2 separate regions of the Homo sapiens genome follow, and region 2 is linked to region 1. A link is a loop called in an ENCODE intact Hi-C map of the cell type or tissue named here. Cell type or tissue: heart right ventricle. All regions are shown on one strand. Links, peaks and the distances in the headings refer to the core of each region. The heading gives the core; the rest is flanking DNA. Region 1 overlaps PLIN2 (perilipin 2). Region 2 overlaps DENND4C (DENN domain containing 4C).

Evidence for each region. Hi-C counts contacts between places; a loop is a spot of excess contacts. Peaks named below come from ENCODE experiments on the same cell type or tissue, not always from the same donor. Only the 100,000 strongest peaks of a DNase experiment are listed, where the experiment ranks them.
Region 2: a loop joins it to region 1, with 1.9 times the contacts of the local background. A loop is called at or near these places in 1 of 110 quality-filtered maps.

Annotation. Positions count from the first base shown.
Region 1 is chr9:19,114,869-19,117,785 of GRCh38, reverse strand. PLIN2 (perilipin 2) reads left to right here. Exons shown (of 8, transcript NM_001122.4): 8 at 1,137-2,025. The coding sequence ends at 1,538. Among named protein-coding and RNA genes, the nearest start is that of PLIN2, 11 kb to the left of the region's middle. In heart right ventricle, for the core only: no CTCF peak of the experiment used is centred there; a DNase peak (open chromatin) is centred at 1,221; H3K27ac peaks cover 1,025 bases.
Region 2 is chr9:19,343,471-19,346,387 of GRCh38, reverse strand. It overlaps DENND4C (DENN domain containing 4C), which reads right to left. Exons shown (of 33, transcript NM_001330640.2): 23 at 1-467. Among named protein-coding and RNA genes, the nearest start is that of RPS6, 35 kb to the left of the region's middle. In heart right ventricle, for the core only: no CTCF peak of the experiment used is centred there; no DNase peak of the experiment used is centred there.

The DNA of each region.
Region 1 (2,917 bases), core at 114-2,613:
ATGAGCCAGGCATGGTGGCACGTGCCTGTAGTCCCAGCTACTCGGGCAGCTGAGGCAGGAGAATAGCTTGAACCTGGGAGGCAGAGGTTGCCATGAGCCGAGATCATGCTACTGCACTCCAGCCTGGGCAACAGAGTAAGACTCTGTCTCAAAAAAAAAAAAAAGAAAACATATGGGAAGACTATCTCAGGCAGCCTTGGAGTGGGGGTAGTTGAGTCACATTGCTTTCTGGAAGAGATGAATGGTAAGCTGAGAACTAATGGGTGAATAAACTAGGTGAAAGGGCAATAAGGTGACCAAGGTTCCAGAGGGAAGGCATAGCATCTTGGCTGGGTGCAATGGCTCACACCTGTAATCTCAGCATTTTGGGAGGCCAAGGCAGGCAGATCACTTGAGCCCAGGAATTCAGGACCAGCCTGGGCAACTGTGAAACCCCATCTCTACAAAAAATACAAAAATTAGCAGGGTGTGGTGGTGTGCACCTGTAGTCCTAGTTGCTCGAGAGGCTGAGGTGGGAGGATCACCTAAGCCCGAGAGGTCGGGTCCGCAGTGAGCCATGATTGTGCCAGTGCCCTCCAGCCTGGGCAACAGACTGAGACCCTGTCTCAGAAAGAAAGAAAGAAAAGAAAAGAAAGAAAGAAGAAAGAAAGAAAAAGGAAGGGAAGCAGGGAGGAAGGAAGGGAAAAGAAATATCCTCTTATAGTCCTAGAAAGTGGTTCTTTGTGTCCCAAAAGCTCTGAAGTCAATATGAACTGTTTGTTCATGTCTTGTCATTTTATTTGAGGAGGGAATATATACATTACACTACTAACATGAAGGATATTTCCATTCTTTTGGGTCTCCCCTACCTAATATGTTTCTTCAGTTTAAGATGATGAACTTTGGAGACTCAGGCACTAGTTCGAATCCCTACCCAGCTGTTTTCCAGTTGTTAACTGAAGCCATCTACTTAAACTCTAAGCTTATATTCATATCTATGAAATGTGAATAATACTGCTGCACTCGGCATTGTAATGAGGATTTTTAAAAGCCAAAGAATCCACATATGTGGTGGACACATAACCAGCCTACTGTCATCGAACTAATTTATACATAGCACTGTTGGATCCACTGCTAATTTTAAGTTTTATTTTTAGCACATTGAGTCACGTACTCTTGCAATTGCCCGCAACCTGACTCAGCAGCTCCAGACCACGTGCCACACCCTCCTGTCCAACATCCAAGGTGTACCACAGAACATCCAAGATCAAGCCAAGCACATGGGGGTGATGGCAGGCGACATCTACTCAGTGTTCCGCAATGCTGCCTCCTTTAAAGAAGTGTCTGACAGCCTCCTCACTTCTAGCAAGGGGCAGCTGCAGAAAATGAAGGAATCTTTAGATGACGTGATGGATTATCTTGTTAACAACACGCCCCTCAACTGGCTGGTAGGTCCCTTTTATCCTCAGCTGACTGAGTCTCAGAATGCTCAGGACCAAGGTGCAGAGATGGACAAGAGCAGCCAGGAGACCCAGCGATCTGAGCATAAAACTCATTAAACCTGCCCCTATCACTAGTGCATGCTGTGGCCAGACAGATGACACCTTTTGTTATGTTGAAATTAACTTGCTAGGCAACCCTAAATTGGGAAGCAAGTAGCTAGTATAAAGGCCCTCAATTGTAGTTGTTTCCAGCTGAATTAAGAGCTTTAAAGTTTCTGGCATTAGCAGATGATTTCTGTTCACCTGGTAAGAAAAGAATGATAGGCTTGTCAGAGCCTATAGCCAGAACTCAGAAAAAATTCAAATGCACTTATGTTCTCATTCTATGGCCATTGTGTTGCCTCTGTTACTGTTTGTATTGAATAAAAACATCTTCATGTGGGCTGGGGTAGAAACTGGTGTCTGCTCTGGTGTGATCTGAAAAGGCGTCTTCACTGCTTTATCTCATGATGCTTGCTTGTAAAACTTGATTTTAGTTTTTCATTTCTCAAATAGGAATACTACCTTTGAATTCAATAAAATTCACTGCAGGATAGACCAGTTACATGCTGTTTGTTCCATATGCTTTGTGTGTTGCTTTCGTAGAGCTGCTTAACCTGCATGACAGAGTTATTATACATACATGAATTTCAATTGGCCTGTTGGGGAGTTTGGCAGAGTGAGAACATTAGAAGGCTAATGTTAAAAATGGGATGCTTGGCCGGGTGCTGTGGCTCATGCCTGTAACCCCAGCACTTTGGGAGGCTGAGGTGGGCGGATCACGAGGTCAGGAGATCGAGACCATCCTGGCGAACACGGTGAAACCCCATCTCTACTAAAAATACAAAAAATTAGCCGGGCACGGTGGCGGGTGCCTGTAGTCCCAGCTACTCGGGAGGCTGAGGCAGGAGAATGGCGTGAACCCGGGAGGCAGAGCTTGCAGTGAGCCGAGATAGCGCCACTGCGCTCTGGCCTGGGCGAAAGAGCAAGACTCCATCTCAAAAAAAAAAAAAAAGAAAAGAAAATAGGATGCTTGATAACAAATTAAAAAAAAATAGGATGCTTGATAACAGATTTAAAACAAATTAAAAGCTAATGTGCATATTCAAATTTTACTAGGTGACAGTTGGCCCTCTTTGTTTGCCAACTTACTGGACCCCTGTGAGTGGGTTTTTAAACCAGTAAAAGGGCCTAGTCATGTCTGACTACCTCACTGAAAAGGAATCAGAGCTGAAAGGAAGTGAGTGATTGTTTAAATCAGCATCATGTAAAGGCATTGGGCATTTCTTGCCAGGGAACCAGTTAAAGCGTGAGTCCTAAAGGGAGATTCTTCACTGTCCAGCCTTAGCTGGACTTAACTTACTGTGTTGTCATTTTGGGAAAAAGTCACTAACCTCAGTTGTTGTTGGGGACATACGTATAGAAGACCATGTGAGACTAATTAGAAGTAAAAAGAC
Region 2 (2,917 bases), core at 291-2,790, 230 kb before region 1:
CTCATATGTATCTACTGTTGCAGTAGTTTTAGGTACGTCATCAACCACAGGCTCAAGGAGTTCTTGGCTTTCCTCAAGCATCTCTGGCACCGGAGATGATCTGTGCTCAGGATTCCAAGTGCTTTCAGACATACAAGTCCTACTATCAGGTAGGTGACAGCTAACATTCTCAAAGCTATGGGTTCTTGCAATATGAAGTAGAGAAGTCTTAGGACATGTCAATGCTGCTGTGAGAATCTTGGCATCTGCTCCCATCATGATAGCCATTTCACTTGAATTCGAATCCAAACTACTCTTCTTAAGCAACATTCCTGCTCGACTTTCAGAACTAAAACTACAACTCCTCTCAGGAAAATGCTTTTGTCTTTTTTCTCCTCTATCACCATTCTTCTTGAGATTAGTAGCTTCGCCAAAGACTGCATCTTCAACTGGATCTTGAGTAGAAAACAGCACATTTGATATACTACCTAAAAGGGAAAGTAAAATATTAACAATGAACCTATTTTCCAAGTTAACTTTTATTAAAATATTTATTGTTTTCCTGATTATGAATGTGACATATACTCAGAATAAAAGATCCAGAAAATTTAGAGGCCATAAAGAAAGTATAAAAAAAAGTGCACTGGAAAAGCTATTTAAAACTTGCCTCCCAGGGACATTTTAATGTATAACCTGTCTTTCATCCTATATTTATATAAACACCCATTTAAAAAAACAAATCATGCAACATATGATAGATGGATATACCTGTGTTCTTCACTAAAATACAGAAAAAGAAAGAATCTCTTCCATCTTAGTTTTGTATCCAATTCAACAAATACTTGCCAGTAATCTACTCTGCAAAAAGCAAATTTGTAATCTTATAGGAATTGTATATTTGCTATACTCAAAGTCTTACTGCTGTAAAGTAAAATAATCCGGAATGGAATGCTTAGCACTGGCAAATTCTAAGAAGGCTGATAAAATCTGAGTGGTTAAAAAATTATTCAGATATATCCATTTCTTCAACAAATACTAAACGTCTACTAGTAGCCACTATATGAGGTGCTAGGAATATAAAGGCAAATAAAACAGACATAATCCTAGCCTTCACAGAAGTCAGTCTTATTTGATCAGGTAGAGAAAAAATATGCTAATGGCCATAGCAGCTTCCCCCAGCTTTGGAAAAAGAAAGCAGTCTTTTACTCTTGGCTACCATGCAATTTGTTTCACTCCAAGACCAAAAGCTGTTATTTCCTATTTGAATCATTATTAGAACTTAAGTCTACCTGTTATGGACTGAATGTTTGTGTCCGCCAAAATCCACATGCTAAAATCCTAACCCTCAGTGTGACAGTATTAGGAGGCAGGGCCTTTGAAAGATAATTTGATCATGAAAGTGGAACCCTGATGAATGGGATTAGAGCCCTTAAAGGAGAGCTCTCTCCTTCTCTGCTGTACGAGGATACAATAAGTTAGCACTCTGCAACCTGGAAGAGGGCCCTCTGCAGAACTCACCATGCTAACACCCTAACCCTGGACTTTCCAGCCCCTAGAACTATAAGAAATAAATTTCTTTCTTTTATTTTTTTTTAAGTTAGGGTTATGCCGGGCATGGTGGCTCACACCTGTAATCCCAGCACTTTGGGAGGCTGAGGCAGGCGGATCACCTGAGCTCAGGAGCTCGAGACCAGCCTGGGCAACATGGAGAAACCCTGTCTCCGCAAAAAAATACAAAAATTAGCCAGATGTGGTGGCATTCGCCTGTAGTCCCAGCTACTTGGGGGTCTGAGGCGGGAGAATCCTCAATTGCCTGAGCCCAGGAAGTTGAGGCTGCAGTGAGCCATGACTGTGCCACTACACTCCAGCCTAGGCGACAGAGTGAGAGTCTGTCTCAAAAACAAACAAACAAAGTTAGGGTCTTGCTCTGTCACCTAGGGTGGAGAGTACAGTGGTGCAATCATGGCTCACTACAGCCTCAATCTCCTGGCCTCAAGCGATCTTTCCCTCCAGCCTGCCAAATTGCTGGGATTACAGGCATGAGCCACTGAGCCCGGCAGAAATAAATTTCTGTTGTTTATAAGTCACCTAGTCTGTGGAACTGTATAGCAGCCTGAGTTATTCATATTTAGGATTCTCATTTGTGTTTTTCTTTTCCTTCGTTTTCTTTTTTATCCATTGCTTTTTACTGTAGTCACATCATTTGTTTTGTTAAAAAGCATAACAATATCTGGGTGCTTCAAGGAAAAAAGCTGTCTTAGATAAGATCTTTCTTTTAAACTTCAAGATTGATTTCAAGGTTCTTTTTAATCTTTCAAGTTAGTACTGATAATCATATCAATTAATCAGAATAAGCATTTAGAGATATTCTTTTAAGCCTTCACGGGAATTAAACTAACCTATTTTACAACTCAAAATATGTACCTGCTTTGAAAGCTGGTCCCAATATTTGAGAAACAAATCCTTGCAAATATTATTGGTTCTCATAGTATTTCCAAGGAATTTAACGGCACATTTTATTCAATGTTTTTTAAAAAAAATTTGCTATACTGACAAAAGCCCCATTATCCTCGCCCTTCGTTCTTAATATGAAAATAAGTTAAAAGGGAAGGAAACACAACAGTCCACAGACGATGTCCAGTTCAATATTTTGAGAGGATTCTAAGCCTCTGACGAAGAAAACTCTTCCCTCCTTTTCCCCAGTATCTCTGCTATCAAGAGGTTAGGAAAATGGAATCTGCAATGTATATATCAATTATTTTCTCAAAAAATCTTTAGCCCCACCTCTTGAGCACTACCCAAACAAGTAATGAGTGAAACTCGGAGTCACGGTAAATACAAAGAGAAAAGACTTTAAGAACAAGGAGTACTTTTACATTGGTTTAAGAAGCTGAACAAATTAATTTCTGTACAGTCATACAATAGATACATTTTCAGA